5 separate regions of the Homo sapiens genome follow, and all the other regions are linked to region 4. Evidence: chromatin loops called from intact Hi-C (ENCODE). Cell type or tissue: ascending aorta. All regions are shown on one strand. Each heading gives the region's core, and the rest is flanking DNA. Links, peaks and the distances in the headings are about the cores only.

What was found. A loop is a pair of places that touch in the nucleus more often than their neighbours do. Peaks named below come from ENCODE experiments on the same cell type or tissue, not always from the same donor. Only the 100,000 strongest peaks of a DNase experiment are listed, where the experiment ranks them.
Region 1: it touches region 4 in a loop (2.6-fold over the local background); 5 of 110 quality-filtered maps call a loop at or near these places.
Region 2: a loop joins it to region 4, with 2.6 times the contacts of the local background. A loop is called at or near these places in 2 of 110 quality-filtered maps.
Region 3: a loop joins it to region 4, with 3 times the contacts of the local background. A loop is called at or near these places in 7 of 110 quality-filtered maps.
Region 5: it touches region 4 in a loop (9-fold over the local background); 4 of 110 quality-filtered maps call a loop at or near these places.

The regions. Positions count from the first base shown.
Region 1 is chr7:47,636,293-47,642,816 of GRCh38, reverse strand. No RefSeq gene overlaps it. Among named protein-coding and RNA genes, the nearest start is that of LINC02902, 16 kb to the left of the region's middle. In ascending aorta, for the core only: no CTCF peak of the experiment used is centred there; a DNase peak (open chromatin) is centred at 3,686; H3K4me3 peaks cover 178 bases; H3K27ac peaks cover 1,578 bases.
Region 2 is chr7:47,597,731-47,604,254 of GRCh38, reverse strand. No RefSeq gene overlaps it. Among named protein-coding and RNA genes, the nearest start is that of TNS3, 19 kb to the right of the region's middle. RefSeq lists an enhancer at 3,105-3,194. In ascending aorta, for the core only: no CTCF peak of the experiment used is centred there; a DNase peak (open chromatin) is centred at 3,268.
Region 3 is chr7:47,756,327-47,762,850 of GRCh38, reverse strand. LINC00525 (long intergenic non-protein coding RNA 525) reads right to left here and starts at 1,375. Exons shown (of 3, transcript NR_038407.1): 1 at 1,338-1,375. In ascending aorta, for the core only: a CTCF peak has its summit at 3,607 (motif pointing left); DNase peaks (open chromatin) are centred at 4,070 and 4,810; H3K27ac peaks cover 2,071 bases.
Region 4 is chr7:47,687,794-47,694,317 of GRCh38, reverse strand. No RefSeq gene overlaps it. Among named protein-coding and RNA genes, the nearest start is that of LINC02902, 36 kb to the right of the region's middle. In ascending aorta, for the core only: no CTCF peak of the experiment used is centred there; a DNase peak (open chromatin) is centred at 2,947; H3K27ac peaks cover 3,355 bases.
Region 5 is chr7:47,768,735-47,775,258 of GRCh38, reverse strand. It overlaps PKD1L1 (polycystin 1 like 1, transient receptor potential channel interacting), which reads left to right. Exons shown (of 57, transcript NM_138295.5): 57 at 93-645. The coding sequence ends at 116. Among named protein-coding and RNA genes, the nearest start is that of LINC00525, 11 kb to the right of the region's middle. RefSeq lists a silencer at 3,594-3,888. In ascending aorta, for the core only: a CTCF peak has its summit at 3,821; DNase peaks (open chromatin) are centred at 3,368 and 3,828; H3K27ac peaks cover 2,953 bases.

The sequences.
Region 1 (6,524 bases), core at 998-5,997, 52 kb after region 4:
AAAATCTATATTAATGGATACACAATACATAAAGATGTAATATGCATAATCAATAAGATAAAATGGGGGAGCGCAGAGCTGTAAGGAGTAAAGTTTTTGTATATAATTCAAGTTAAATTGACATCAATTTAAAATCAGTTGTTATAACTTTAGCATGTTATATTTGATCCCCATGGGATTACCATAAAAAATAGAGAGAGAAATAGACACCCAGCTACAGGCGGGTGTAGGTGGGTGGATCACGAGGGCAGGAGTTCAAGACCAGCCTGGCCAACACAGTGAAACCCCATCTCTACTAAAAATACAAAAATTAGCTGGGCGTCGTGGTGGGCGCCTGTAATTCCAGCTACTCGGGAGGCTGAGGCAGGAGAATTGCTTGAACCCGGGAAGCAGAGGTTGCAGTGAGCCGAGATCGAGCCACTACACTCCAGCCTGGGTGACAGAGCTAGTCTCCATCTAAACAAACAAACAATAATAACTAGTTGGGCATGGTGGCACATTCCTGTAATCCCAGCTACTCGGGAGGCTGAGGCAGCAGAATCGCTCGAACCTGGGAGGTGGAGGTTGCAGTGAGCCGAGATCACGCCACTGCACTCCAGCCTGGGCAACAGAGCAAGACTCCACCTCAGAAAAAAAGACTTATATCCAGCGTGACTCATGATCAACCTTTTCCTTTAGGAGTACAGACATGGGGAGCTGTTGATACTTCTCCAGAAGGGGCGTGACTGACAGAGGGTTCAACCCAGGTCCAGTGGGTATGAAATGAAATGATTCTGTTTGCTGTCGTGTTATATATGTCTAAGACTTAACTCTCAGTCTGTGTAGATGAATTTCTAAAGAAGCTGAATGCAAATGAACTGTTTTCACACTGAATCATATAGTAAATGGCTGAGGTGTTTGGGGTCCACGGCAGCTCTCCTGGTAGCCTCTTTTATGATAGCTGTGATGTCCACTGTGAGGGTCTGGCCTCTCCACAGTCATGAATTTTACTCCTGTACCCCTTGAGCTGACAAGGGACGTGACACATAATACAGGCTCAGTAAACAGTTGGCTGATCAACAAAATGATCGTTCCCTGAGCCTGCTCGCCTGGCTTCATGTGCCAGGGAGTTTTCAAACATAAATTGTTGGAAGGCCCTGTTACTTTCTGTCCTAAAGAATCCAACAGGCTGGGCACGGTGGCTCACACCTGTAATCCTAACACTTTGGGAGGCAGAGGCGGGCGGACTGCCTGAGCTCAGGCGTTCGAGACCAGCCTAGGCAACACGGTGAAACCCCATCTCTACTAAAAATACAAAAGAAATTAGCCAGCCGTGGTGGTGGGCGCCCGTAATCCCAGCTACTCGGGAGGCTGAGGCAGGAGAATCACTTGAACCCAGGAGGTGGAGGTTGCAGTGAGCTGAGATAGCCCCACTGCACTCCAGCTTGGGCAACAGAGTGAGACTCCATTCCAATAAAAAAAAAAAAAAAGAATCCAAGAGGAAAATCTCTTTCCCTTAGAGCAGCCCAAGGTTCTGATGGCTTCATACAGAAGCTGCTGAGAGACAGCAGGGGGTGGGGTCTCCTGATTTTCCCCACCCACTCCCACTACTTTTTTCCGATGAGATGCTGCCAACATAAAGAGGATTAGTTCTATTCACATGGCCCTGATGTATTGTCCTGCATTCCAGACAATGCTCAGGTTACAGCTGGAGGCAGGGGCTTGATCCTGGGCCAAACCGAGCCAGTAAGCCCACTGGTCTGGAAGCCTGAACTGTGGAAGAGGAACGCCAAAACCAGGCCATAAGCCAGGGACAGCAGGGCTTGAAATGAACAGGGAATGCACACACACACACGCACACACACACACTCTCTCTCTCTCTCTCTCTCTCTCTCTCTCTCTCTCACACACACACACACGTCAGGGGAAAGGGGGATTTAGCAGGTTTATTAGGCTCTTCCTCTATGCCAGCTCCACTGTGTGTTTTGCAAATGTCATTTCATTTTTCTAGCAGTCCTTCTAGATATGTTATTCACGCCTATTTTGCCGTTGAAAAAGTAGAGGCTCAGGCTCCAGGTCCCAAAATGGTAAATGACAGCTCTGGGGCTTGATCCAGCTCTCACCTAGCTCTCTTGCTTTATCAACAGCTCTGAGGTCCTGTGCTTCATAAAGTGTATGTTTTGCAAAAACACTGAGGTTCTCCCAGTTGTGCAGAGGTAAGCTGCCCGTTTTCATGGAGTAGATCCTTTACTTGAAGTTCACTGGGTTGTTGTTGGTTCCAGCTCATTAGAGAACTAATGTTTATGCAGCTTATATAGAACAATCGTCTCTACTCAGAAACTTGCCCCAGTGGGGGCAAGCTGCCACACATGGGCATACGGCTCGGAAGGCTGGGTTTCCCTCTGCCTGAGTGTTCAGGCCCTCTACAGCCCCACCTCAGCTGGCGCTGTGGGCTGTGGTTCCGCTGACCTCCCAACCTGTCCTTCGGGTCCAGTTGAACAGAAATATTACTTGTTACCCAAGCAATTTTCAGCCTCACCATGACTCTAGCTTCTTTCATCTGCACGAAGTGCTGAGGCAGAAGGACACAGAGAGGCAGAGAGAAAAGGAGACCCTTCATTCAGTATCTATAGCTCTTTCAAGTCATTCCGAGTTAGCCTCCCACACAGGGGTTAGCAGCACTCATGCCCGCGGTGAGAGGGTGCCTCTCCCTCTCCAAAAACACTACTACTTGCCAGAACTGACTCAGAAACAGTGAATCTGGATCTGTACATGGAAAAAGTCCAAATTACTATTTAAAAAATTAAACCACCACCATCTACTTACTGGATAGCTTTGAACTCCTAGATCTTTATGGTAGACCTTCATCCACCATTCCATACTCCCTGACCTCCACCATCACGCACTCTAACCTCTGCCATCACCTCCCTCACTCACTCCCTGACCTCCATTATCATTCACTCTCAGACCTCCACCATCACTCACTCCCTGACCTCCACCATCACACACTCCCTGACCCCCACCAACACACACTCCCTGACCTCCACCATCACACACTCCCTGACCTCCACCATCACACACTCTAACCTCTACCATCACACACTCCCTGACCTCCACCATCACTCACTCCCTGACCTCTACCATCACACACTCCCTGACCTCCACCATCACACACTCCCTGACCTCCACCATCATACACTCCCCGACCTCTGCCTTCACTCTCTCCCTGACCTCCACCAACACACTCATTATACGCCCCTTGAATTTCTATTATCACACACTCCCTGCCCTCCTCTATTGTACACTCAACTGAGCCACAGTTTCTTGACCAGCTGTCATATTGCATCCCTGGTGAGGAACCAGGATTCTAATATAAACCCCACTTTGGCCTCCTTTTGAAGAAGAGAAACTGCCAGAGACAGAAAAGAACAGGGGATTTTTAAAATGGGAAGTCTGAATTGCCAAGAAAATATGAGAAGATGCTCAGCCACCCTTTAATTCAGGAAAATGTGCATGGAAATCACAGTGTGATACCCTTTACATCCACGAGCTTGGCAAACATTAAAAGTGGGCAGTACTAAAAGCTGACCCCTCATGGAGAAATGGGCACCCTCACACAGCGGTGAGATGCACAGCAGATCCCAGAGCCCGGTCCCCCGGCATCACGTTGGAACATGAAGGGAGTGGGCAGGTCTCCAGTTCCTCCACTCCTTTGTGTACTCAGACTCCAACACTGGAGTCCTGGGAGCCAGTCCAGGGAGACTGTGGAAGAATGTTGACTGCAGCACTGCCTATAAGAACATCTGAACAACTGTTCATGGAGCTCCATCCGCAGGGAGATGCACTTGTAAAGAACAAACTCAGTGTAATGCAATGTCTTATAATAGGGAGATAGGCCGCATTGTACGGAGCAAAGAGGCCCAATTGATAACTGAGTTACAAAGCGCGGATGCAGCTCTGGTGAGAAGAACAGGACAGGAAGAGTGCCCCAGAAAAGGGAGCCGCGTGTGTCAACATACAGAGGCATGAAAGAGCTTGTGTCAGGGAAGTTCTGTGTGCCTGAGTTACCTGGAAACGAAGGGGGCATTTAGGGGATGAGATGAGACAGAGAGGCATGGCGGGAGAGGGGTGACAGCTTGGATCCCAGCTGAGGAGGTCAGGCCTTACCCTGCAGCCTTTTCCAGGTTTCAAGGCCAAACTCTCAGACTGCTGTTAAAGGGAAATCATTCTGGGGGTGTTATGGACACAGCAGGGTGAGGTAGCAGGGGTGGGTGAGGGGCCATAGATGGAGCTGCTGGGGCCTGCGGTGGGCAGAGGACTCCAGAGCAGAGATCAGGGACTCCTAGGGTGCTTGGGAGCACAGAGGACTGTGCCTCGGACCTCTTCCTAGGGTAAGCAAATGCCAACAATACCTGGTGTCACTGAAAAAATAGGACAATAGAAAGAAACAAGGGGAAGGGTGCCACATTTGGAGACTCTGAAAAGGCAAAACAACCAATGGAAGCTTTGTTAGATGCTGCTTCAGGGCCAAAAACCAACTGTAATAGACATTTTGGGGGCCATTGGGGACATCTGCATATGGCAGGATAGTAGATAATCCTAGGGAAGTATGGTTGATCGTTTGCGTAGGATGATGTTATTTTGGCTATGTGAAAGAATGTCTTGTCCTGGTGCAGTGGTTCACACCTGGAATCCCAGCAGTTTGGGAGGCTGAGGCAAGAGGATGCCTTGAGCCCAGGAGTTCGAGACCAGCCTGGGCAACATAGTAAGACCTTGTCTTTACAAAAAATGAACAAAAATTAGCTAGGCGTGGTGGCGCACACGTGTAGTTCCAGCTACTCAGGAGACTGAGGTGAGAGGATTGCTTGAGCCCCAGAGGTAGAGGCTGCAGTGAACCGAGCAACAGAGGGCAACAGAGAAAAACCCTGTCTTAAAAAAAAAAAAAAAGAAAGTCTTTACTTTCAGGAGAGGTGTGTTGAAATACTTAGGTCTGTAGCATCATAACTCAGTAGTTTAGTTTCAAGCAGTTCAGAAGAAAAAAGAAAATAGCAAAAAAGAAAAAACGGTAAAATGTTACTGATTACAGAATCTAGGTAGGACATATAATGGTGCATGCTGTGCTATTATTAAATATTTTTTGTTTGTTTGTTTTGTTTTGTTTTTTGAGACGGAGTCTTGCTCTGTCACCCAGGCTGGAGTGCAGTGGCACAATCTCCGCTCACTCCAACCTCCGCCTCCTGGGTTCAAGCAATTCTCCTGCCTCAGCCTCCCACGCAGCTGGGACTACAGGCACCATGCCTGGGCCACCATGCCCAGCTAATTTTTGTATTTTTAGTAGGGACGGGGTTTCACGATATTGGCCAGGCTGGTCTCAAACTCCTGACCTCGTGATCCACCCGCCTCGGCCCCCCAAAGTGCTGGGATTACAGGCATGAGCCACTGCGCCTGGCCTTATTATACATTTTCTATGTGTTGAGAGGTTCTCATCATTTAGAAGATAGAGGGGAGATGATTGAATATAGTATACCATGCATGTTAAGATATAAAATTAAATAAATGTTGGCCGTTTGCTTTCCTGCACCAGGTTTAGGTTTCTGAAATGTGTTTGTTACTATGAGGTTTCCTTTGTGAATAACTGTAAAAGTTCTGTGGCGCACAGTTGGGAATAGAAGAAAATGCAGCGGCTGGAGGAGGGGGGGTGGTGTTGTGGCCCATGGGGAGCAGGCGCGGCCCAGGGAGGCTGGGAGGCCACCACCCACAGCACTCGTAACCATAGACATTTAAATGGCATCTCCATCTCTAAACTTGGCTCCTTCTATTTTTGAAACTTTCGAACATAAAAGAGTTCATTTTTAAACAGGCTCTTCTGAGTCGGCTGAGCCTGCCCAGGCCCCAAATCCTGCACAAATGCAGCCAGCGCCTGGAGGCAGTCAGACAGTCGCAGAGTGTCTCATTTTGCTGTAAGTGACAGCCATAGCTAATGCCAGGGCGGGAAGGAAGACGCCTTCCATACCACTGGGCTGCCAGGACCTGGAAAATGTTTCTGCTTGACATCGCCATGAAAAAATAAAGCAAACGTCCTGCCCTAGAAAGAATCAGGCAGGGATGGGAGCAGAGGGCTGCTCTTTAGCCTCAAAATTATCTGGCGTTGTTTTTCTTGGATGACTGACTTTGTTAAAAGCCCCATTTCCCTTCAGATGCAGCCCGAGGATGACAGTCAAGGGTGACTCCAGCCAACAAACTCACGGGCTCCCTGTCTGTCCCCAGCCCGGGAGCCAAGACACAGAAAAGCGTTCCTGCCTTAGAGCCAAGCACCTGGCCTGGAGGTGTTTGTAAGGGGATCCCCTCCCCCGACCCCCCAGCAATGGGGAAAGTCCCCGAGACCTTGACCACTCTGCGCAGTTAATCCAGAGGCTTCCAGGACGGGGCACTGGCTGACTTCACTTTCACCTGTGGGTGCTGGACCCAGTGCACCCCCAGAGGCCAGGCAGCTTTCACTTTGGGGAATGTGGACTCTGTGGGTCCAGAAGGGCCTGTGTGGAAAA
Region 2 (6,524 bases), core at 982-5,981, 91 kb after region 4:
CAGAATTTATTCTTTCTGGTGGGTTCTTGGTCTCTATGACTTCAAGAATGAAGCTGCAGACCCTTGCAGTGAGTGTTACAGCTCTTAAAGATGTGTCCGAAGTTTGTTCCTTCAGATGTTCAGATGTGTCCGGAGTTTCTTCCTTCTGGTGGGTTCGTGGTCTCACTGACCTCAGAAGTGAAGCCACGGACCTTCGCAGTGAGTGTTACAACTCTTAACGGTGGCGTGTCCAGAGTTGTTTGTTCCTCTTGGTGGGTTCGTGGTCTCACTGACTTCAGGAATGAAGCCACAGACCCTCATGGTGAGTGTTACAGCTCATAAAGGTAGTGTGGACCCAAAGAATGAACAGCAGCAAGATTTATTGTGAAGAGCAAAAGAACAAAGCTTCTACAGCCTGGAAGGGGACCTGAGCAGGTTGCTGCTGCTGGCTCTGGTGGCCAGCTTTTATTCCCTTATTTGGCCCCACCCACGTCCTGCTGATTGGTCCATTTTACGGAGCACTGATGGGTCCATTTTACAGAGCACTGGTTAGTCCATTTTACAGAGCTGTGATTGGTGCGTGTACAATCCTTTAGCTAGACACAGAGCGCTGATTGGTGCATTTTTACAGAGTGCCGATTGGTGTGTTTACAATCCTTTAGCTAGACACTGAGGGCTGATTGGTGTGTTTACAATACTTTAGCTGGACAGAAAAGTTGTCCAAGTCCCCACTCAACCCAGGAAATCCAGCTGGCTTCACCTCTCACTGGCTCACTGCAACCTCTGCCTCCTGGGTTCAAGTGATTCTCCTGCCTCAGCCTCCCGCAGGTGCACACCACCACGCCTGGCTAATTTTTGTATTTTTAGTAGAGATGGGGTTTCACCATGTTGGCCAGGATGGTCTCAATCTCCTGACCTTGTGATCTGCCTGCCTCGGCCTCCCAAAATGCTGGGATTACAGGTGTGAGCCACCATGCCCACTGCCCAAGGTTCCTTCTAAGCATGTTTTTATCTATGTAAGCATGTCTTTTCTGCATAACTTTAGATTGTTTGAGCAAAATCTTCTAAGAAAATTTTTTGAAGCCATCATTTTATTTTATTTATTTTTTCCTGAGACAGATTATCGCTCTGTCGCCCAAGCTGGAGTGCAGTGGCACGATCTCTGCTCACTGCAACCTCCCCCTCCAGGGTTCAAGAGATTCTCCTGTCTCAGCCTCCTGAGTAGCTGGGACTACAGGTGTGCACTACCATGCCCGGCTAATCTTTGTATTTTTTTTTTTTTTTTTTTTTAGTAGAGAAGGGGTTTCACCATGTTGGCCAGGCTAGTCTCGAATTCCTAACCTCAGGTGATCCGCCCACCTTGGCCTCCCAAATTGTTGTGATTACAGGCGTGAGCCACTGCTCCCGGCCTGAAGCCATCATTTTCACCTTGCCAATCCCATGCAGGTTGAGTTCAAACCTGCCCTCTTAGAGTTCCTGTTTTGCTGCCTGGGAAATGGGAACAATTATAATTCCTGTCTCAATAGGCTATGTCTTTGACTGTTTGTGCTGCTATAACAAGAAACCAGAGACTGAATAATTTATAAAGAGCAGAAATGTATTTTATCAACAGTTCTAGAGGCTGAAAAGTCCAAGATTAAGGTCGCAGCAGGTTCAGTGCCTGGGGACAGCCTGGTCTGCTCTTCCAAAATGGTGTCTTATTGCTGCATACGACCAAGGGGAGGAACATGGTGTCCTTACAAGGTGGGAGGAACCAAAGGGGCCAACCAGGGAACTTACTCCCTCCACCAGGGCTTTTCCTAAGGGCATCTAATCCCATCAGGTTGTCAGAGCCTTCATGACTCAATCACCTCCTAATTAGGCCACACCTCTTAACACTGTTGCATTGGGGATTACGTTTCAACATGAGTTTTAGAGGGGACACAACTATTCAAAACCACAGCAGGCTATTCCTTTAAAACACAGAAACTGCTCCCTGACCATAGTGTCCTCAGGAAATGTTTTCTGATTGTTATATTTCTCATAATTATAAACAATGCTGCCCTGAACATCTTTGCACCTAAACCTTGGATTGTCTCTCTGATAACCTTCTTGGAATTGAATCCTGGCTGTAGTTTTACCAGTGTCCCATAGAGAATTTAAAGTAGAAGCTGACCTCCAGCCTGACTCCTCCCAGGCAGCTTCTTTTGCAGCTTACAGAGTCCATGCCCCACTCTGACACCTCTTCTGGCCAGGGTGTAAGAATGCAGGACCTCTGCACAGGAGCAGGTGGGGGGTGTCAACTTCTAACAAGGTGAACTTTGCTTTGTCAAATGTGTGCTGAGCAGGATCTGCCATCAGTTGGGCCTGAGTTTGTCGTCAGAGGGTCTCTCCATAGTGGGAAGCTTCACGGTGTTTTTCACCAGCTGCTTCTGAATCACACAGGTGGCTCTGAATCACACAGTGTGACATGACTGATTTCGGCAGAGGTCTCAAAATGCAGCTCAGATGTCACCATCTCCATGAGGACATCCCTAAACCCCTCTCAGTGTCAGTCATTTCCTCCTCCAGGCCACCCTGCACCTCTGTTTTACCTTCCATATCACAATATGCTTCTTTCCTTATGTGGCCGTCTCCTCCCCTGGTTGATGTCTTCCCCAATGCATTGGTGTGAATCACCTTCCCCCATGAATTGGTGTGAATCACCTTCCCCCCGTGCATTGTGTTAATGTACACACTGAACAGATTTCTTAGGCAAAGCTGTGAACCCCACCATCCCAGGGACAGGCAGCATCCACATTCTATTCAATGTGAATCACTCTTCCTGGGGTTGGGCAACATAGGGTAGCACTGATTTTAGTGCTCATTAAACCATTTGTTAAACTAATGTGAAATTGCAGAGAAACCTTCTGCCCTTCACCTTGAGGGTGGAAATTAAAGTCAAGACCCACTTAAGAGGAAAGGCCCTGGTGAATTACAACCACTTCCCCTTTTTAATTTCAGTCAACACTTTTACACTGGGACCAAGGGGGCACAAAAGTAATATCCCTTTGCTGAAGGTCTGCAGGAGTTATCATTGCATCCCTCTGAAGGGGACATTCGGAAGTGTGGTTTTGAGATGTCAAAATTTAATCATTGCTAAGAGTTAATGTGGCCTCAGCAGTAAATACACAGGCCCTGCTCCAAGCTGAACCCAGGGTGAATGGTCAGAAAACAAGTCAGGAGAAAAGACACTGGTGGAGGAGGAAGGAGCTTGCTCTGACCCGGAGAAAGAACTCAGTGCCCGTCTTGGCTCAGCACCCTGTCCTGCAGCCCCAGTTTTCTCAGCTGTGAATCACGCCAATAGAACCGTAGATTAGTGGTTTTCAGACTTTTTTAAAGAGACAGTATCTCATTATGTTGCTGTAATGCAGTTGAAACGGGAAAAGTTCCCTTGTCCTCTTCACAGGGCATGTGATGGGGATGTGGCTCACTTCTTTGGTGCCCCCCTGCTCACACCTCTAGGGGAGCATACAGACAGGCAGGTTGTGGGGCTCTGATGCCATGGCAGTGTCTAGGGGTGAATGTTTACAACTTCTGAAGCCCCAGTGGGCGTGTGTTACAGGGTGATCTTTTAGTTTGCCATCCATAGGCAGCTTGTGTTAGTCAGCTCAATTAGACCGTCTACCTTGTCTCAAGGACAGAGGGCTTTCTGTATCCCTGGGTTTCTTGCCTTGGTGTACTAGAAGAATCAGATCACACATGGGCTTGCAGAATGAGTGCAAGGTTTTATTGAGTGGAAGTAGCTCTCAGCAGACAGGGGAGCCAGAGGGAAATTGTTTTCCCCTGGAGTTGGGCAGCTCGGCAGCCCAGGCTCTCCTCAGACTGCCCCAGCCAAACTCCATGTCATTACACCAGTTGATGGCCTGCGGGCATGCCGGTGCCTGTCAATGTGCTCTTCTGCCTGCGTGCTCTCGACGATCAGCCGCTTGTGTCTTCTTCCACCTATGTGTTCCTCACAATGTCCAGTCGCTTGTGTGTCTCTGCCTTGTTAAGGTCTCAGTTTTTATAGGCCCAGGATGGGGCCAGGTGGTGGTGGGCCAGGGTGGTCTTGGAAATTGCAACATTTGGACGTGAAAGCAGAAGTGCCTGTCCTCACCTAGGTCCTTGGGGGTGAAGCCCTAGCCAGGAACCCGCCTTCTTCTACCCAGCTCTTCCCCTCTCTGCTTCTGTATCATTTAAAGGGACCACGCTCTTCCCTTCCCAGCACTCCCTTATCATATCCCCCCTTTAAAGAGGTACATCTAACTGCCACTAGAATATGGACGATGACCGGTCTTAGCTGTTTCCTGTTGACAGGGGCGTTGTTTTGGGGAAAACGGCAGTCAGACTCCTCCCAGAGGTCTATCTAAGGGTTCCTAGCAAAGGGGAGCCATCGTTTGAGGCTCCGGTTGCCTGACGGTTTGGAGTTTGAGGGTTTCTAGGCATGAGAGAAAAAAACAAGTTTTATAAGGTTAAGAATGCATGAGTTAAACATGTGTATTATAACAAGGAAAGAATTGAGTGCCAAAGATTACAGAGACAAGAAGTAAAATATACTAACAACAACATTGTACCCCAAGCTGTTTCATCCTGGTGAAAGAAATTAAACCTTGTATGGGAGCGGATAAACTTTAGAAGAGAGATAGCTGTTCTTGCCATATCCTTAGCAATTCACAGATGCACCCTGGGAATACCTGTATCTTGTCTCTCTTTCCTAGGCTTCCCTTTCTCTATTATAAAAGACTGAGGTAGCCACTTTCAAGAGGTCCTCTAATATACTGTCTGGTCCTAGGACCGGTTTTTGCAACTTCCTACTGATGTCAGGGGCAGCCTGAGTGATAAATTTATCCTTTAGGATTAGCCGTCCCTTGACTGAATCAGGAGATAGAGAGGTGTGCTTTACCAAGGCCTCTCTTAGCCTTTCCAGGAAGGCAGTGGGATTTTCATCAAATCCCTGGTCAATCATGGACAACTTAGTATAATTGAGAGTCCTATGTAAGCCCTCCATTATGCACACCTGAAAGTGTTTCCTCTTCTCATCTTCCATCTTGTCACTGGGATCCCATGTAGGGTCATTCACTGGTACTGCTTCTCTTCAGGTTGGATAATGTTCACCCCCTTCCCTGATGCTATATGTGACACAAAGCTCATCCCCAAATCTCTCTGCTGCTTGAAGAGCGACCTGTTTCTCAGTGTCCATCAGGGTCTGATTCAAAAGTAACATAACATCTCTCCAGGAGAGTTCAAATATTTGGGTGAAATTCTGGAAAGCCTCTATTTATCTATCAGGGTCATCTGAAAACTTGCAAAGATCTTCCTTAATTTACTTTAAGTCCCGTAGGGAGAAGGGGACCTGGACCTTACTGGGCCCAAATTCACTGGGCATTTGTTGGAGGGGCAAAAGTGAGACTGGGGCTTGTTTAGGGGGAGGATTTTTAGGAGTGGGCAAGTGAGACGCTGAAGCTGTAGAAGGAGGCAGGGGTGAACTTGGAGGAACAGGGTTTGAGGGAGCTGGCTCCTCTGCTGGGGGTGCCTCTGGCACTCGTGTCTTTACTTCCCTGGGCTTGCCCCTTGCAGCCTTCCTTGAGATGGCAAACAGGAAGGCTAGATCAATCCTACACTGTCGGCAAAGGTCCTTGCAAGGTACAGAAAGCCTACACATATGGAGCCTCAGACTACCTGCCCTCACATCTACAGAAAAGTTCCAATTGCCAGATTGTATTGAAATGAATGGTTCCTCCCTGAGGCCAAGCCAGTCTTTCCTGTGAATCATAATTTGGCCAAACCTTTGTGCAGAGGGATATGAGGCACTTTTCCTCCAGACTCTGAGAGTCCAAGCAGTTCCAGTGGTTCAGGATACACTCCAGAGGAGTATAAGCTGGGGGTGGTGAAGAGAACGGGTTGCCCATTCTGAAAGACAGGGAATAGAGGCATCCCTCATTCCCTTCCTTCTCTCAGCAAAAACTCAGGGTGTGATGAATAGAGAAAGCGAGCATCCTCCCTTCACTCTCCACCCTTTATCCCTGAGCCCCGGCAAACTTGGCAGGTGCCAGCCATGGGTACTGATGTGGTACGTATCCATGAAGCAGGGAAAACCTGGAGAATAGGAATTAACCGCCCTCACCTATGCTTCCCTTTCTCCCTGCTGTCGGTAAACTGAGTTCCCTGGGCCTGTTTATGCCATGAAGCATGGCCTTCTTCCATGACGTGTGGGGGTTTAGTCAGCAGGAATTGGTCCTGCCCGTTTACATCGTTCCTGTTGCCTCGCTTTGGATCCCTCAGACGTGGATTTCTTTCTAGGGCCTCTGCCTGAAGCTTGGAATCCAGTTTGGGACTGAAAAGATATTTTAGAGGCTATTTGTATGTGTTTAGAGTGTCTCAAATGTGCCCTGCCAAATTTGCAGTTCTCAGACAGCAGGGGTTGTTCCTCTGTTAACTTTCCTATCAGAAAGAGTGGGGGTTGTGGGGGGACTCTCACTTAGAAAAAGAAAAAAGAGAAAAACAATTTAAGGGGGAAAAGGGGAAGATTCTGGGGAAGAACACTT
Region 3 (6,524 bases), core at 936-5,935, 68 kb before region 4:
AACCAGAGGGAGTGCTGAGCACCTCCGCCCAGCCTCAGGCAGCTGACTTCACTAAAGGAGGCCAAAAGGAAAGAAAAATGTGACAAGTGTGTTTTGATGGCTGATGCGCAGGCTCCCAGAGAACCTTCAGAAATCAGGTGGGAGTTGGAAAGATTTTTGAATTGTCCTCCTGCAATAGCATGTTGAAGAAAAACTAGCTAAATATACTTTATGTGTAATTCCATGTCCATATGCATGATTTCTTAGGTGGCAACCAAAGGCAAGGAGTTCCTGTGCAAATGGTATTGCCAATATTAAGGTTCTCAATACAGTATATATTTTGTTGTATTCATTTGCTAGGGCTGCCAGAACAAAGTTCCACAAATTGGTTGCCTTAAACAACAAAAATGCATTGTCTCACAATTTCTGGAGGACAGAAGTCTAAGATCAAGGTGTTGGCAGTGTTGTTCCTTCTAAAGGCTGAAGGAGAATCTGTTGCAGGCCTCTCTCCTTGGCTTGAGGACAACCATCTTCTCTCTGTGTCTCTTCCCATCATCTTCCCTCCAGGCATGTCTGGGTCCAAATTTCCCCTTTTTATTATTTTTTATGTATTTATTAATTTTTTTTTTGAGATGGAGTTTCACTCTTGTTGCCCAGCCTGGAGTGCAATGGCGCAATCTCGGCTCACTGCAACCTCTGCCTCCCGGGTTCAAGCGATTCTGCTGCCTTAGCCTCCCAAGTAGCTGGGATTACAGGTGCCTGCCACCATGCCCAGCTATTTTTTTTTCTTGTATTTTTAGTAGAGATAGGGTTTCTCCATGTTGGCCAGACTGGTCTTGAACTCCTGACCTCAGGTGATCCACCCACCTCGGCCTCCCAAAGTGCTGGGATTACAGGCATGAGCCACCATGCCCAGCCAAATCTCCTCTTCTTTATAAGGACACCGGTCATATTGGATGAGTCATATTGGATTACATGCCCACTCTACTCTAGTATAACCTCATTTTAATTTGATCACATTTTCAAAAACCCTGTTTCCAAATGCAGTTGCATTCTGAGGTACTAGGGGTTAGGACTTGGACATAGACATTTTGGGGGACACAATTCAACCCTTATTTGCCAAATCACTTTTTAGAATGATTAAGGCAATTAATGATCTTCTTAAAGTGAAGAAACAACCCACAGAATGGGAGAAAATATTTGCAAACTACCCATCTGACAAGGAATTAATAACCAGAATATATAAGGAGCTCAAACAACTCAACAGGAAAACATCTAGTAATCCAATCAGAAATCAAAATCTAGTAATCCAAATAAAAAATCAGAAATGAATAGATATTTCTCAAAAGAAGACTTACAAATGGCAAACAGGCATATGAAAAGGTGGTCATCGTCACTGATCATCAGAGAAATGCAAATCAAAACTACAATGAGATATCTCACCCCAGTTAAAATGGCTTTTATCCAAAAGACAGGCAATAACAAATGCTGGTGAGGATGTGGAGAAAAGGGAACACTAGTATATTGTTAGTGGGAATGTAAATTAGTACAACCACTATGGAGAACAGTTGGGAGGTTCCTCAAAAAACTAAAAATAGAACTAGCATATGATCCAGCAATCCCAGTGCTGGGTCTATACCCAAAAGGAAGGAAATCAGTATATTGAAGAGATATCTGCACTCCCATGTTTGTTGCAGCACTGTTCACAATAGCTAAGACTTAGAAGCAAATTTACAGTCCATCAACAGATGAACAGATAAAGAAAATGTGGTACATATACACAATGGAGTACTATTCAGCCATAAAAAGAATGAGATCCTGTCATTTGCAACAACATGGATGGAACGAAACTGGAGGACATTATGTTAAGTGAAATAAGCCAGGCACAGAAAGACAAACATCACATGTTCTCACTTATTTGTGGGATCTAAAAATCGAAACCATTGAAATCATGGACATAGAGAATAGGAAGGATGATTACCAGAGGCTGAAAAGGATAGTAGAGGACTGGGGAGATAAGGTGGGAATGGTTCATGGGTACCAAAAAAAAAAATAGAAGAATGAATAATACCTACTATTTGATAGCACGACAGGGAGACTATAGTCAATAATAATTTAAGTGTACATTTTAAAATAATTAAAAGTATAATTGGATTGTTTATACCACAAAGAATAAATGCTTGAGGGTATGGATACCCCATTCTTCATGATGTGCCTATTTCACATTGCATGCCTGTATTAAAACATCCCACGTACCCCATAAATATATACCCCTACTGTGTACCCACAAAAATTAAAAATAAAAAATTTTTTAATCTTGTCAACAGTGTATTAGGACATTGTGTTGTTGCAATTTCCTTAGCATCAAGTTCCGTCTTTAAAAAAAAAAAAAAAAAGCTTACTGATAGGTTTTTAGAGCCTGGTAATTCATTCTTTTTTGTTTTTTGTTTTTGCTCCGTTGCCCAGCCTGGAGTGCAGTGGCACAATCTGGGCTCACTGCAACCTCCGCCCCCTGGGTTCAAGCAATTCTTCTGCCTCAGCCTCCCAAGTAGCTGGGATTTTAGGTGCCAGCCACCACACCCGGCTAATTTTTGTATTTTTAGTAGAGATGAGGTTTTGCCATGTTGGCCAGGCTGGTCTCAAACTCCTGACCTCAGGGGATCCACCCGCTTCAGCCTCCCAAAGTGCTGGGATTACAGGCATGAGCCACTGTGCCCGGTCGGTAATTCATTCTTAAGTAAACTGGCCATATATGAATTGGCCATTTGAGTTCTTTCACAAAATATAAGACTATTTCCCCCCTTACAGTAGCTATTGTTGAATAAGATGCCAAGAAGGACAGCCAGCAATAGAGAATCAGTGCACAGATGCACTGGCAGGATTACCGGGTACATCTCCACCTCACTAACACCTTCTAGAGGTCACCATGAGCGTGGTGGGAAGCAATTTAGAATCAGAAGCACAGGGGTTCAAATCCCAGCTCTGGGACTTTCTAAATGTGCTCTTTTTCCAACTTTTTGAAGCCTGTATTATCTTATACGAAAAATCTTATCCTCTTCACCCAACTTTTCAAGGATTAAAAAATCCTCACATGGCATATTGCTGCACCACACTCTGTGGTGCATTATGGATGTCCAGTAAGGTGCATGGACCCTAAAGCTGCTCTGAGGACCAGATTCTCCCCATGGAGTAAACAGGCCACAGGTTGTTAAGGGAACCAGATGCTCGTGAACAACAGACCATTCATATGGATTAGCGAGTTTCTGCAAGGAAGAAGAGGGCTTGATCATCTCATTATTTGTTTCATGTGTCAGAATTGAATCACAGTGGAGCATTCATTGACCTAAAATTAAATTACTTGTCATATTTTTTATTCAACCATTTCCTCCTTTCCTTGGTAAATATAATTTTTTCTCATTCTAATGAAGCTCCTTGGAAACATCAAATCACTGCTTTATTTTAATCAGAGTAATTAACCAGTGATGGATGAGGCACAGGTAGCACGTGGATTTGGTGGGGGAATCTTCAGTAAGCAAAGGGTGGTGCCAGGGTGGCTTTACATTGGTCCCTGGAAGAGTGGTGAAGTTGTGCCCACACCCCGAAATGTGTAAGATCAGCTGTGACCCCTGGTGGAGCAAGAAAGCAAGGCTGTGAAAAATATAAATTGTCTTATCATTTTCTTAGAAACAAAAGACAACTCTAACTCAATAATTACCTTCTGTGTATCTATTCTCTTAGAAGTCAAGGAAAACCCTATCTATAGAATTTATCTCATCATCAGTTTATCCTCATAAAATAGATTCTTTCAAATCAGCCCCACTTCCAATTTTGAAATGGATCTTACCCCTATTCAGATAAAGTCTGAGTTCATTGTGCACCTTCACCTTTCTGTATGTAGGTCTTGGTCACACCAATGGACGCGCCAGGCCCAGGCTGTGGGTGCTTCCTGGGCTCTCTGTCTGTCACTTCTCCTGAGCCCTAGAGGAACACTGCACCCAGCTGCAGCTTTTCATATACCCCTGCACCCCCAGGGCACGGCCCAGAGGGAAACTTGACTCTTTGGCTGCTTCAGTGTATCTGGCCTAAGACCAGAGCTCCTGCTTTGGCGATCAGTCATCTACACACCAAGGTCCCTGAGATCTTGCCATTTTTCTAGAGTACTCCCCAGAGAGCAGGACTCAGAGGCCCAACCTCAGGAGACACTTCTGTCTATGCCTGTCTCTCTCTGTTCTGTCTCTCTTTCTATTTCTGTGTCTGTCTTCCTCTGTCTGTCTCTGTCCCTCCTGTCTTTGTCTCTCTGTCTCTCTATCTCTGTCTCTGTCTCTCTGTCTCTGTCTCTCACACACTCCTCACATCTGTCACTTCCTTCCATAACCCATGGGGTACAGAGGAATATATTTTTCTTTTTCCCTCACAATCCTCCCCACAGGTAGTAAAGATTGTGTGTGTGTGTTTCTGTTTTTCTCATGCCTTCTTAATTACTTGACTGATTTGCTTTGGGAAATCAAAGCCAGCTGGGCTCAGGAGTTTTGTTGTTGATTGTTTACTGTTTTGCTTTGCCACTGTCATGTCCTTTCTCGGGTGCAGTAGAGATCTAGCTATTGCTGGAATGAAGAAAAGGGAAAGGGGAGAGGGAGAAGGGGAAAAATAGCAGGGAGCAAAAAGAATTTGACCAATTTCTGAGAAAAGTGTAAAAATACTGTCTTCCCACACCATGAAATGCCTGCATTCCAAAAGCAGCTTTGTGGGTGAGAGTGATGGTGATTCGGTCCCGTGGCCGGCAGGGCAGCCAGCGAAGGGCTGGGCCATCCTGCAGGAACAAGATGTTCTGATGCAGTGTGGGCGAGCGTGCCTGACTGTGGGGAGGAGCCGCCGCGCCTGCAAACAGGAGTGCCATGAGACACTTAGTGGAAAAAGCATTTCTGATGACAGTCTCCATTCCTGGGCACTTTCAGATGTTTTATAAAATTTTCCAATGTTTATTTCAACTGCCAAGTATATGATGTTTTCTTCATTTTACAGCAGAGGAAACTAAGGTATCAAAAGACTAAGTAACTTCCCCCAAAGTGTGCCCCTAACTCTTGAGTTTCCTATGACAGTGACTGGCCCAAGCATCCATCCAACATCTCAAGCCAGAGGCCCAGTTCATCCTGGACTTCCCGTCCTTGGCCACTTTCTCCCCTGACATCCAATCAGTGAAGCAACCCCTGTTGCCGGCCACCCACCATTTGCTTCACCTGCTTCAACCACCTTGTTTTCTGCCTGGGTTTTTACAGTGGCATATCCAGGTGGTTTCCTGCCCAGTCAACTCTCCAACCAGGCTCTAAAAATATTGTGGCCAGGTGCGGTGGCTCACACCAGTAATCTCAGCACTTTGGGAGGCCGAGGAGAGTGGATCATTTGAGGTCAGGAGTTCGAGACCAGCCTGGCCAACATGGCAAAGCCAGTCTCTACTAAAAATACAAAAAAATTAGCCGGGCATGGTGACTCAGGCCTGTAATCTCAGCTACCTGGGGGACTGAGGCAGGAAAATTGCTTGAATGCGGAGCCAAGATTTCACCATTGCACTCCAGCCTGGGTGACACAGCGAGACTCTGTCTCAAAAAAAAAATACATTTTATATATATATATATTTGGGCTTCTCTTTTGTCTAATGGGGACACCCACTGTAGGTTTTACTTTCAAAGAAGTCCCATTCACCTCCATTCTCAGGAAGAATCGTGATGATTTTCTCTCTAGACAGTTTGTTATAGCATTAGGCACACGTCTGAAATTCCCATTTTCTTACCATCAGACTGAAGCATGTTTTTCAGAAATCTAAAATAATTTAAAGTTTATGAAGCCAGGAGGTTTTGATCTAGATATATGCCCTTAGCAACCAAAAATATTTTTTCTTTTAAAAGTAATCTATTTTATTTTACCTGAAACTTGGAAGACACACACAGTCTGATCCATTTAATTCTTTAATGAGAATTAAAATGTCAGTCCATCAGTCTGTTTCAACTTTCCACATGGTCATTCCAAAACTATGGCAAGTATCTTTTTGTTATGTATTTTCTGAGCCACAATCTGGGACAGAGACTGAAGCTGGCGGGCAGGGCATGGTGTGGGCGAATTACAGCGTGGAGCTCCAGGGTCACATCTGGGGTCCTCCACTGGCTCTGAACGGTGCTGTCTGAACTCTTGAGACACCCTGAACCCCAGAGGCAGCAAGCTCCCAGGAGGAACAAAGGTTAAAGTATATAACAGGAGGCAGGACATTTGCCTTCGTTTTTGGAAATATTTTTTAAAATAAGAAATAAGGGCCAGGCGCGGTGGCTCATGCCTGTAATCCCAGCACTTTGGGAGGCTGAGGCGGGCGGATCATGAGGTCAGGAGATCGCGACCATCCTAGCTAACACGGTGAATCCCCGGCTCTACTAAAAATACAAAAAATTAGCCAGGCATGGTGGCGGGCACTTGTAGTCCCAGCTACTGGGGAGGCTGAGGCAAGAGCATGGTGTGAACCCGGGAGGCAGAGCTTGCAGTGAGCTGAGATCGCGCCA
Region 4 (6,524 bases), core at 443-5,442:
AGTTAGAGAGCCATTGAACCGTTTTATTTATTTATTTATTTATTTATTTATTTATTTATTTATTTATTGAGACAGAGTCTCACTCTGTTGCACAGGCTGGAGTGCAGTGGCACGATCTCAGCTCACTGCAACCTCCGTCTCCCGGGTTCAAGTGATTCTTCTGCCTTAACCTCCCAAGTAGGTAATTTTTGTATTTTTAGTAGAAACGGGGTTTTGCCATGTTGGCTAGGCTGGTCTCGAACTCCTGACCTCAGGTGATCTGGGTGATCTGCCCGCCTCAGCCTCCTAAAGTGCTGGAATTACAGGTGTGAGCCATCACCCCCAACCCATCGAAACATTTTAATTAAAGAAAAGATAAGATCAGAAATGTTAGGCCAGGCGCGATGGCTCACGCCTGTAATCCCAGCACTTTGGGAGGCCAAGGTGGTCAGATCACCTGAGGCCAGGAGTTCGAGACCAGCCTGGCCAACATGGCTAAATCTCATCTCTACTAAAAATACACCATGCCAGGCATGGTGGCAGGCGCCTGTAATCCCAGCTCCTTGGGAGGCTGAGGCAGGAAAATTGCTTGAACCCGGGAGGTGGAGGTTGCGGTGAGCTGAGATTTTGCCACTGTACTCCGGCCTGGGTGACAGAGCGAGACTCTATGTCAGAAAATAAATAAATAAATAAATAAATAAAGTAGTGTTGTAGAAGGATCTCTGGTTGTATTGCAGCTATTAACTGGGGAGAGAAGGAGAACTCTAGAGGGAGAAAAACCAGTTAAGCAGCTAGTTTTAAAGATGAAATAAGCGATAGTGGGAATAGTCTGAACTAAAGCCCAGGGCTGATAAAGAAAACTGGAAGGATTTGAATGGAATTCAAGAAATTAAGTCAACAGAAGAGAAAGTAGTGACTAATTGAATGAGTCGACAATGGAGTCCAAATAGACAAAGATAACTAAGTATTCTAGTCTAGGTGACTGGGTGAAGTGTGCATCCTACAATTGACACAGAGTGAATGCATGGATATGGAGTTACCCAGCAAGGGTTACTTCATCCAGTGAAGTAATGGCGAAACATGGAGATGCTCAGCATAGGAGCCTAAGGTTACGGAAAGAGACTGGGCTGGAAATAAACTGCAGTGCATTCATCGTTCGTAGGGGATGGTTGCCACCTTGAGAGCTGAGGCCATCCTGGGCCTGTGTGAAGAATGAGAATAGCTGGGAGGCAGGAGGGGGAATCAGCCCAGGACTAAGGGTGCTGGAGTAAAAGCCCAGAGAGGAGCTACCAGACAAGCAGGCAACGTCCCAGGTGAGGCTGAGGTCCCCAACATCACGAAGACTACAGTGTCAGGAAGAGGTAAAGACATTCCCAACGCCTTAAATGAGGACTGAAAAGTTGGTAGTGTGTCCTTCTAAGGACAGATACCCAGTGGGTTTCCAGATCTAGACAGTGGAAGAGATTTGGTACTGTGCCTCAGAGAATCGGGCTTTTGGGCCTTCCACTGGACTGTCTCTTCCCCATTCACATCTTCCAGAACTTTATCACCTTACACATAGCTCTCCCCAACTTCTATCTTTCCCTCCTGCCAAGATTTAATCTTTCCACTTTCTTTTTTCTTTTTTTTTTTTTTGAGACGGAGTCTTGCTCTGTCACCCAGGCTGGAGTGCAGTGGCACAATCTCGGCTCACTGCAAGCTCCACCTCCCGGGTTCACGCCATTCTCCTGCCTCAGCCTCCCGAGTAGCTGGGACTACAGGCGCCTGCCACCACGCCCGGCTAATTTTTTGTATTTTTTAGTAGAGACAGGGTTTCACCGTGTTAACCAGGATGGTCTCGATCTCCTGACCCCATGATCCACCCACCTCAGCCTCCCAAAGTGCTGGGATTACAGGCGTGAGCCAATGCACCCGGCCAGTCTTTCCACTTTCCAAATAATAATTCTACAGTCAGGGAAAGAACAGTTAAGATGAGAAACAGAAAGTTATTTTAATTCATTAGTTCTTTGAAATGGCTCATTAAAAATATTCCAGTGACTTTATGTTTAAATGATTTCATTAAAAAAGAAACTATGAGATGTTAAAGTCTTCAAAATTTGAAAGAAAGGGGAAAATCATATTTTTAGACTCAAGGACAAAATGTTCCTTGTCTACTTCTACTTAGCTTTCTGTAATGAAAGATGTTAAAAATATCCAAAGACAAATAACTGCAAAAGAGCACTCCTTCCAGTAACCTTCACCCTGATGCTTTTTTTAATAAGGACCAGCATTGTGGATTTTCTAAAAGTCATAAATTACTTTGATATTTTTTAGTAATACAGTAACCATATGTTTAATATGAGCAAACCATGACTAAAAATTATGTGTTGCTCTTGGAAAAGTTAAATTTTCTACTTGTGTCTAATATAAGCCAGCGCATCTTTTTAAATATAAGATCAAAAAAGGTCATATTTAATGGTCAAAAACTACACATCAAAGATACAGGTTAAAAAAATCATATCCTTTGTCTTAAAAATATTCCACACTTGGTGGGGCGCCGTGGCTGACGCCTGTAATTCCAGCACTTTGGGAGGCTGAGGCGGGCGGATCATGAGGTCAGGAGATCGATACCATCCTGGCTAACACAGTGAAACCCCATCTCTACTGAAAATACAAAAAATTAGCTGGGCATGGTGGCAGGTGCCTGTAGTCCCAGCTACTCGGGAGGCTGAGGCAGGAAAATGGCAGGAACCCGGGAAGCGGAGCTTGCAGTGAGCCGAGATCGCACCACTTCTGCACTCCAGCCTGGGTGACAGAATGAGACTCTGTCAAAAAAAAAAAAAAGTCCACACTTAACAGCTCTGTATAATCTACATTTGATTCAAAGAAAGCCAGTGAATCATCAAGCATTTTCTGGTGGTGCATAGAAAGCAAAGGCCTGCTGTGTCCATCTGGCCTGCAGGCCCAAGTCTGCTTCGGAAACCTCACAAAAGGGGGCTGCAGTCCTGGCCATCCTGAATTCCAGGGTGTCGTGATCCTGGAACATTCACACATTTTAAAAGTCACTCTCTCCAGATGGGTCACTGTAAGAAACGATGGATGACTCATGAGTTATTTGGTAGCACACATTTTAAAAATATTTTTCAAGGCAAAGTAACAGAGAGAGAAGTTAACAGTTTTCTTAAATGAAAATAAGATTTTAAATAGATTACACAATCCTCTAGATTAGAGTAGTTTGAAGCACATGAATGGCAAGGTGAATGCCCTTAGCTAACATTAAATCAGGCAACTCTGATAAGCAGCCCTTTCAGCAGTGTTCTACAGTTATTATTTAAGACAAGGAAATAAACATTTGTTAAAATGTTTATGATGTACCAGAAATCTGTCTGATTGCTTATTTAATTCTTATGACAACTCTATGAGGCAGGAATTATTATTATTTATTTTTATTTTTATTTTTATTTTTTTAAGATGGAGTTTCACTCTCTCTCCCAGGCTGGAGCGCAGTAGCATGATCTCGGCTCACTGCAACCTCTGCCACCTGGGTTCAAGCGATTCTCCTGCCTCAGCCTCCCAAGTAGCTGGGTTTACAGGCGTGCACCACCGTGCCTGGCTAATTTTTTGTTTTTTTAGTAGAGATGGGGTTTCACCACGTCGGTCAGGCTGGTTTCGAACTCCCAACCTCAGGTGATCCACCCACTTCGGCCTCCCAAAATGCTGGGATTATGGGCATGTGCCACCACGCCCGGCCCAAGGATTATTATCTTTATTTTACAAATGAAAAACAAGATGCAGAGTCAAAGTAGGCTGTCTATACTCACTAAAATACTTTAGCTACCTAAAATAACTCATCATAGAGCTAACATGTATAACTGACAAATAACTAATATATAATTGATAATAAATAGAACTGTATGAAACTATATGTATAGTATATACTGTTAAGCTACTAATGTATAGCTATACAATATATATTTAATGAGATATAAGTAATTATATAACTAATTACACTCATAATAAATAGAGCTGCAAGACACTTTTTTTTTTCTTTGAGACAGTCTCGATCTGTCGTCCAGGCTAGAGTGCAGTGATGGATCTCGGCTCACTGCAACCTCCACCTCCCTAGTTCAAGCGATTCTCCTGCCTCAGCCTCCCAAGTAGCTGGGATTACAGGCGTGTGCCACCACAGTGGCTAATTTTATTTTATTTTGTAGTTTTAGTAGAGATGGGGTTGTGCCATGTTGGCCAGGCTGGTCTCAAATTCCTGACCTCAAATGATCTGCCCACATTGGCCTCCCAAAGTGCTGGGATTCCAGGCGTGAGCCATCATTCCCTGCCCCTCCACAAACAATACTAAATGTCTACTATGTGTCAGCTATTTCTGCATGCACCATCATGAGAAACTCTCAGAAACCTTCCAGATATCTGACAATGCTGGGGAGGATGGGGAGTATCTGGAACATAAATGGTGCAGCCATTTGAAAAGCAGTTCAGCATTATCTTCTTTGGATACCTGTTGACACAATGCTTCTCATCCAAGGCCTGCACATGAGAAGTCCGGGCACACAGGCCACGGGAACCAACGAAGCACTGTGTGTAGAAGTCCAACGCTGGAAAGAACCCAAATGTTCCCTCAGCAGTAAATGATAAACAGAAAGTAGCTTATTCCTGGAAAGGCACACTCTACACTCATGAGGATGAATGAACTACATTCAATCAACAACATTGATAAATTCATCTTCCAAACAAAACTGAGCAAAACACCCCAGAAACAAAGGTATATAAATGGGAGAGTTCTATTCATACACAGTTCAAAAATAAGCTAAACTAAACTTTTTAGGGACACATATGTAGATGGTAAACCACAAAGAAACGCAACAGGATGTGTCCTCAAAATTAGGATGGCAGTTACTGCTACAGTCAAGGTGGGGGACTCAGAAGAAACTATTTCACGGGGTCTTTGGTGTCACTGACAGCTTCATGGGATTTACATGATAATTATTTGTTAACCTGCACATCTTATGTTGATGCATTCTAAGTACTGTATTTCACAATAAAAAGGTTGACAAAACACTAATCCCGCCCCATTCAAACATATACAGATATTTGACATATATATAAAAATATATACGTAATATGTATGTAAATACACATACATCGTGTTTGTATTCAGTAATTATTTGTGGATACAGATAGTATATATGACTTTTGCTTTCTATTCTTTGATTTCAGTAGTTTCCAAATTTTCCACAATGAACAATTGATGTTACAGTGACTAAAAAGTCTTTTCTACAAATGAAGAAAAATAAGCCTACCTTGGACTTGTGGGACTGGCCATGGCTCTCAGGCTGGTCGTTGAGGCGGCAGGCCAGGCTTCCGGGGAGGGATTTATGACTGTGCCTGGACTAATGAAACCACTGCGCCTCGCTCCCAGCCCAGGACAAGCCTTTGTGTCCTGGGTCAGCTGAGGAATGTTCCCTCTGTTTTGACAACCATGAGAGCCAGGCAGGCAGAGGGGGCACCCTGGGGGCACAGGAACAGAGCCCCTTTGTGCGCCCCTTGCCCAGCACTGTGAGGCCCTTTTCATCTCCCCGCTTTTCTGACTGTTTGGAATCCTCTTAGGACGATGGCTTGATCCAGCCACAGCCTTGTGGCATCCCATAGACCTCTTGCTTCCCTTTCGCAGGCTCCATGGCCTCAAGATCAGGCACATGGGAGCCCCTTCCCAGCTCTAAGACCCTATAGTTCCTTTATTGCTCCGAGGGAAGCCTAAGGTTAGGCCTCCCAGACAATGAGGACAGAAGACAGGACACTAGGACCACAGCTTTTCTCCACCATGAACACGTGTTTTTAAAAGCAATGCCAGGCTGGGCACGGTGGCTCCCACCTGTAATCTCAGCACTTTGGGAGGCTGAGGCGGGTGGATCACCTGAGGTCAGGAGTTCGACAGCAGCCTGGCCAACATGTGAAACACTGTCTCTACTAAAAATACAAAAATTAGCCGGGTGTGGTGACATGTGCCCTGTAATCCCAGCTACTTGGGAGGCTGAGGCACGAGAATCACTTAAACCTTGGAGGCAGAGGTTGCAGTGAGCCAAGATTGTGCCACTGTATTCCAGCCTGGGCAACAGAGTGAAACTCCATCTCAATAAATAAATAAATAATTAAATAATTAAAAGCAATACCAAAGGCTAAGCAGTTGCCACTAGCCGTTTTAGGTTTAATTTTGTTTTGCATAAAAATTTGAAGCACGTGTGTTTTTTTTTCAGAAATCTTTTCTCAAATCACCCTCATAATAAGCTTAATAAAAGGGTCAGTAGTTAACCACAGATTTTATAGTGGAAGCCACACGTTAAAATGTACTGCGTGATGTTCTCTTCAACACTCACCCTTGCGCACTGACTGCCAAAAAGAAACAAAACCATACTCATGTGCCACAAAAATGCACTCATGCAGCGCATATTGACGCTTCAGTCAGTGGCAGGCCACGTATGTGACAGTGGTTCCATAAGATTATAATGGAGCTAAAGAACTCCTATCCCCTAGTATTTACTATGCTATTTTTT
Region 5 (6,524 bases), core at 830-5,829, 81 kb before region 4:
TGATCAGCACTTGCTGCCTTTCTGCCTATTTGTTCTGTCAATCACTGAGAGAGGGGTGTTGTTTCAGTATGTTTTTCATTTTTTCTTTTTAGCCAGCAGACATCAAGGACTTCTGAGGAGCCTGGTACCTTGCATAGGCACTATGGACCCTGTTTTGCTTAACCCACCCAACAGCCAATTTTAGCAGACATCCTAGTTTTGCAGGTGAGAAGAGCTGAGGTACGAAGAAGTTTTGTTAATTTTTCCAGTTCACGTAACAAGTAAATGGGAAACCAGGATGAAAATCAAGGTTTATCTGTCATCAGACTGTTACTCATAATCACCATTCGGAGAGTTCAGATGTGGGACAAGATTCTAACTCCAGCCTTCTCCCAAATGGTTAATTTGCCAGTTGCCCTAGAGTTACATATTGTCTTATTTGTTTGTTTTACTGAATCTGTCTGAGTATTAAAAGCCTTGTATCTTGTGAAATTTCTTTCAGGTCTCATAAAAGCGATGAAAGAGACCAGGATAACATTCTAATATTTAAATAAGATTTTTGAAGTAAAATCCTTATTTTGTAAATTTAACAATTGAATCTTGCTAGATTAATAACGCATCTTTCCTGATTTACTAATTCAATATAAAATGGTTATTCAAACTGAACTTCGAAGTTATCTGGGCGGCTGTTTTGGAATCCATTTAAAAACCTACGTGCTCAGATCAGAATTTGCTAAGGAGATTATTAAGTTTGGAGTGCATGCTATATTTTTGGATTCTAAATAGTTTCAATATGCCTGGTTTGGCATGCATATCAGTGACAGTGGGTAGAAGTGGATGGATGGGATGGAGGTGCCTCCAGTGTCATGGAAACACACCGTGCTGTGGCCTCCCCGAAGGCCTGGGGCTGCACACTGGGAAAGGACAGGGGTAGGGGGTCTGGCAAGCAGACCTGGGAAAGATTTTTAGTGTAATCATTCGTTATGTAGAAACTGAGCAAGGGGCATGGCCATCTTAATCCACAATTAACTCATGGGCAAAATGGGAGTATAATGGAACCTGCCTCAAAGAGTTTGTGTAAAGCATGTAGCACAGTGCCTGATGACATATGGCATCTCTGTGTCATTGATTTGACCGAAGCTAATACGAATTCTCTGTGTGCGTTTATGTATTTGAGAATGTACAGGTCTCCTCAGGGAGTAGATTGTATGATTGGCAGGCTTTGCCTCATTTCCACATTGATGGACAGTGAGAGCGCATCCAGACTGGAGACCTCTGCATGAGCCAGGGCTGCCAGGTGGTTGGGTGGTTTGGAGAAGACTCTTCCCTTCCCCAGTGAAGTAATAAGGCATCACAACATACATCTTCATCCAGTTGTATCTTGTTTCATTCCATCAGCTATGCTTTGACAGACTCTTTTCATGGATTTTTTCATTCCAAATACTTTCATGGAGCACTCACCATGTTCAAGAGCTTTGAAAAATACAAAGAAAGCAAGACCCATGCCCCTTTTACAGGCAGCTGTTTTAGGAGGGGAAGCAGTAAGTCCAGCAGTGAGTTCTGTATAGGGAGGTAGAACGAATCCCAACAGAGGTGACACTGGCGGGCTGCTGCCTTTCCCATAGCACACAGAACGCAGGTTAGCAGGGTTAAGCATGCCCGAGGAGCTTCAAGAGTGGCTCTTCTCACATGCTCTGGGTGGTCTGGATGAGGAGGTGATGTATCATGGAGATCAGACAGTCTTAAAATGAGGCTGCGTTACAGAATGAGCCACTGTGAAAACCTTTGGGATAACTTTCACTTCTGCATACCTTAGGCCCACAATGGTGATGGTAATGAACATGGTGACAGCATCACATATAGGAGGTTACCTGAGCAAGGCACCCTGCTAGACTGCAGTATCAAGTTACCACAAACTTAGTGTTTAAAACACTAATGTGTCATCTTACAGTTCTGGAGGCCAGAAGTCTGAAGGAGTCTCACTGAACAAAAATCAAGCTGCCATGAGGGCAATGTTCCTTCTGAAAGCTCTAGGGCAGAGTCCATTTCTTTGCATTTTCTGGCCTCCAGAGGCCACCTGCAATTCTTGGCTCATGGCCCCTTCCTCCATCTTCAAGGCCAGCAGTGGTAGGTTGAGTCCTTCTCACATCCCATCACTCTGACACCAACTCTTGCCTCCTGCCTCCACTAATAAGGACCCTTGTGTTTACATTGGGCCTGCTGGATAATCTAGGATAATCTCTCATCTTAAGGTGGCTGACGAACAGCCTTAATTCCATCTGCAGCCTTATCCCCTTTGTTATGTAGGAAACGTAAGTACCAAGGGTCAGGCTGTGGAGGTCTGGGAGGAGCGATTGACCTGCCTCCCACAGAAGCCTCCCTCTTTTACAAGAGCTCTTCGGGGCACAGCTTTTACTAACCCCACTTCACAGGAAACAGAGGCTAGAGAGGGCAAGTGGCTGCTGTGGAAAGGGAAATGCCGTTATGTGCCAGTGCATCTTCTAAGGGCTACTGCTTCAGCTCATTCACTCTTCACCACTCTGTTATTATCATCCATTTCACAGATGAGTAAACTGAGGTCCAAGGGTGGTTAAGCACCTTGCCCAAGGTCACACAGGGAGTAAGTCACTGGCTAACTCTCCAACGCACAGTCCATGTGTGTCCTTACTGAGGCAAGTGGACCTGGGAGAAGGTTCTGTAGGGGAACATTATTAGGGAACCAACCCAAGGGGGAAGGCGTGAAAGGAACTGTCACACCAAATCTGGAGAAATGAGGATGTTATTGTATCAATTGCTGCATTTGCCCCCATTGGTCACGTTGATTTCTAGCAATGTTTGGGAATGACTGGTCACCCTGGCCATTTTAGAACTTCGGAATGTCACACATTTTTAGCAAGTAAAGTTGCATAGAGGTGGTAGAGGGGCTGAATGCATGTTTTTATACAGTTTGGGGCTCACATTGGGCTCAGAGAAACTAAGCTAATATGCAACTTCACAAAATAAACACAATTAACATTTTCCCATAGGCGTGAGAGGAGTTCATGAGATTGTTTGTATTAAAGTGATTTGTTAACTGTGAAATTCTGCACCGACAACCACTTTGTTTTTTCACCACACATCCAGGTCCTAGCAGCTCCTTGCTATAAGAGCCTGCTTAGAGGGGAGTGGCCTGGCCTCGAACCAGTGACAGCTAAATTCCTTCTGAAATCTATCCATTCCGTGCCTGCTCTGAACGTGCTTCTCCCATGGGCATTTCTCCACTTCTTTGATAAACTATTATTTCCTCAAAACAGTCTTTCATTCCATCCCATTGTGTAAAATATGTAATTAAATTCTATTCTTGCTGACCTTAGCTGTGTGACCCACCAGGGCACAGCCAGCTGATGCCACTGGGCTCCCTTCATCCAGTTTTAACCTGCGCCCTGAGAGTTTTCATCCTTTAGACCTGGGATCCTGTTTCCACACCACAGGGAGAAGAATGAGAAAAGCAGGGACATTTTCTAGGAATCTGGTTGTATAGTCACATATGAGACAAGTGGAAAAATTGCTTAAGGCTTTATTTTTGTTTTTATAAAAATACTTTCATTGTGAATAGGAGTGAGTTCTGTTTTTCTATTTCCCTTTCTACCTGGCCTCTCTCCATTGAAAACCTAAATCAAGACAGTGTATAAAGAAGGATGTCCAGACTACACAGTAGTTAATAAAAAGTCATGGAAAGAAAAACAAATGACCCCAGGAGGAAAATTAATCACTGAAGTTAAGCTGCTGATGGCCAAGATGAAGAAAAGACTGCGGCAGACACAGCCCTTGCTGTTAGAGAGCTCTCTAGTGGAAAACACACACTGGCTGCCATCACACCATTGGGCATGCACCCCTAGGCGCCGCCCAGGCTGCTTGGAACACTGCAGTGAATGAACAAATGTGGATTTCGGAGCTCACAGTCCAGCATTAATTTTGAAAAGGAGTTTCTCACATGACACCTTGTAGAAAGAACTCTGAACAAAATTTCAGGAAACTGATGTTATCTGGAAGTCATTCTCTTACCACAATGTGACCAATTAGATATACAAAAGGTAAAAAGATAATTTGAAAACAGTCATGTCACTGAAAATTTAAAATAACTCTGAAAAAACTCATGAATTACAGAGAAAAATCACAATGCAAACTAAAGTATATGATGCATCTCAATCAGTATTTAGAAGGAAAATTATATTTTAAATATGTTTATTTAAAACCAGGAAAGTTTAAAAATAAATAACTTAAAATGCAACTCAAGAACTTAGAGGAAGATAAATCAAACAAACATAAAGAACATAGAAATATGGCCAGCATGGCGCTCAGGCTTGTAATCCCAGCACTTTGGGAGGCTGAGGTGGGTGGATCACCTGAGGTCAGGGGTTCGAGACCAGCCTGGCCAACATGGTGAAACCCTGTCTCTACTAAAAATACAAAAATTAACTGGTGTAGTGGTGCATGCCTGTAGTCCCAGCTACTCAGGAGGCTGAGGCAGGAGAATCACTTGAACCTGGGCAGTGAAGGCTGCAATGAGCCGAGATCACGCCACTGCACTCTAGCCTGGGCAACAGAGCGAGACTCGATCTCAAACAACAAAACGCCATAGAAATATAAAACTTAAACATATAAGCACAAAAATGAAAAACAATGAAACAGTAGAGAAACTCAACAAAGTCAAAAGATGATTTTTTGAAAGAATGCTAAAGCAGATAGATTTCTAGCAGAGTTGATTTAGAAATAATGAGAAAAATAACAAAAAAAGCATAAAACAGCAAATTCAGACATCATAAAGATTAAAAAATTAGTAAGATAATCCTATGAACAACTTTATTTCAATACATTTGAAAACCTAAATGACATTTTCTAGAAAATATAAACAATTTGAGAAGGAAAATAGGAAATGTAAACCATAGACATTAAATATATAGAATTAGAAATCTAATGGTACTCAAAATTCCTAGAGCATTTTTACAAGCAAATTTTACCAGACATTCAAAAAACAGATCTCTTTATCTCGTACAAATTCTCCCAGAGAATTAAAAAAAGAGGTAAACTTTAGCAACTTGTTCTATGAAACTAGTATAATCTGGTTTTTTTAAAAACTTAAGAACATCATACAAAAATGAAAATGATAGACCCCTCTTACTAATAAACATAATCTCAAATATCTTAAAATACAAATCAAATTCAGCAGTGTATAAAACTAACATGTGATGACAAGTGGGGTTTTATCCTGAAGATGGAAATATGGCTTAACGTCAGAAAATATGTTAATGTAATCCACCACATTAAAGATTAAAGGAAGAAAAGTACTTGGCCGGGCGCAATGGGTTACGCCTGTAGTTCCAGCACTTTGGGAGGCTGAGGCGGGTGGATCACCTGAGGTCTGGAGTTTGAGACCAGTTTGGCCAACATGGTGAAACTCCATCTCTACTAAAAATACAAATATTAGCTGGGCTTGGTGGCCCACAACTGTAGTCTCAGCTACTTGGGAGGCTGAGGCAGGAGGATTGCTTGAACCCAGGAGGTGGAGGTTGCAGTGAGCCAAGATTGCACCACTGCACTCCAGCCTGGGAGACAGAGCGAGACTCCATCTCAATAAATAAATAAATAAGTACTTCATAAAATTCAACATTATTTCATAATAAAACCTGTGCAAGGAAACCAAGGTGGCTATCCTCCAAAATCATTAGCAGACATCATACTGAATGGTACAATCTTGGAAGCATTCCTAGGAAAACAGAGGACAGGACATGGATGTCTGCTATTTCCGCATGTATCCTGTAGGTTGAAAACCAATGTAATAAAAAAAAATGCAATCAACCAGTAAGATAAAGCCAATGGAATAAGGTGCAGAAAGGATAAGAAGAGAAGACGAAGAAACCAAACAAACAGTCCTCAGTTGCAGACGACATACTTGCCTACCTTCCTCCCCAAATCAAGACAGTCAACTAAGAAAGCATCTTAGAAGATCGACATAAAAAATGAGTACTATTCCTATACACCAACAATTAGAAAATGCAAAAGGAAAAGATCTTATTCACTGTGGGGGAACAACAACAAAAAGAAAATTATGAGTGTACCTAGTAAATCTAGGAAAACATGTACATATCTTTCATTTAAAAAAAAAACCCAATGTTTACTGAAAAACTTTAAACCTGAATAGAAAGACGTCCCATATTTATGGATGGTGTTCATGTCAAATGAATGTATAAATTCAATGCATTTCCAATCAAAATTCCAATGCAGGTCTATGTGAAACTTGGTACATTGATCATAAAATTCAAATGGGAAAAGAAAGGGCCAAGAATAGCTAAGATAATTTTTATAATGATAGCAAAATGGAAAGACTTAGATCTCAACTCAGTGCAACTATTACCAAAAAAGATTTTATCCTTCCCAATGGAAAATTTTGCTTTTTCATTCATTCATTCATTCATTCATCCATTTATTTGTCATGTTTTAAAACTCTACTGTGTCCCAGGCTCTATTCTTGGCTTTGAGAATAGATCAAACAACAAAACCAACAA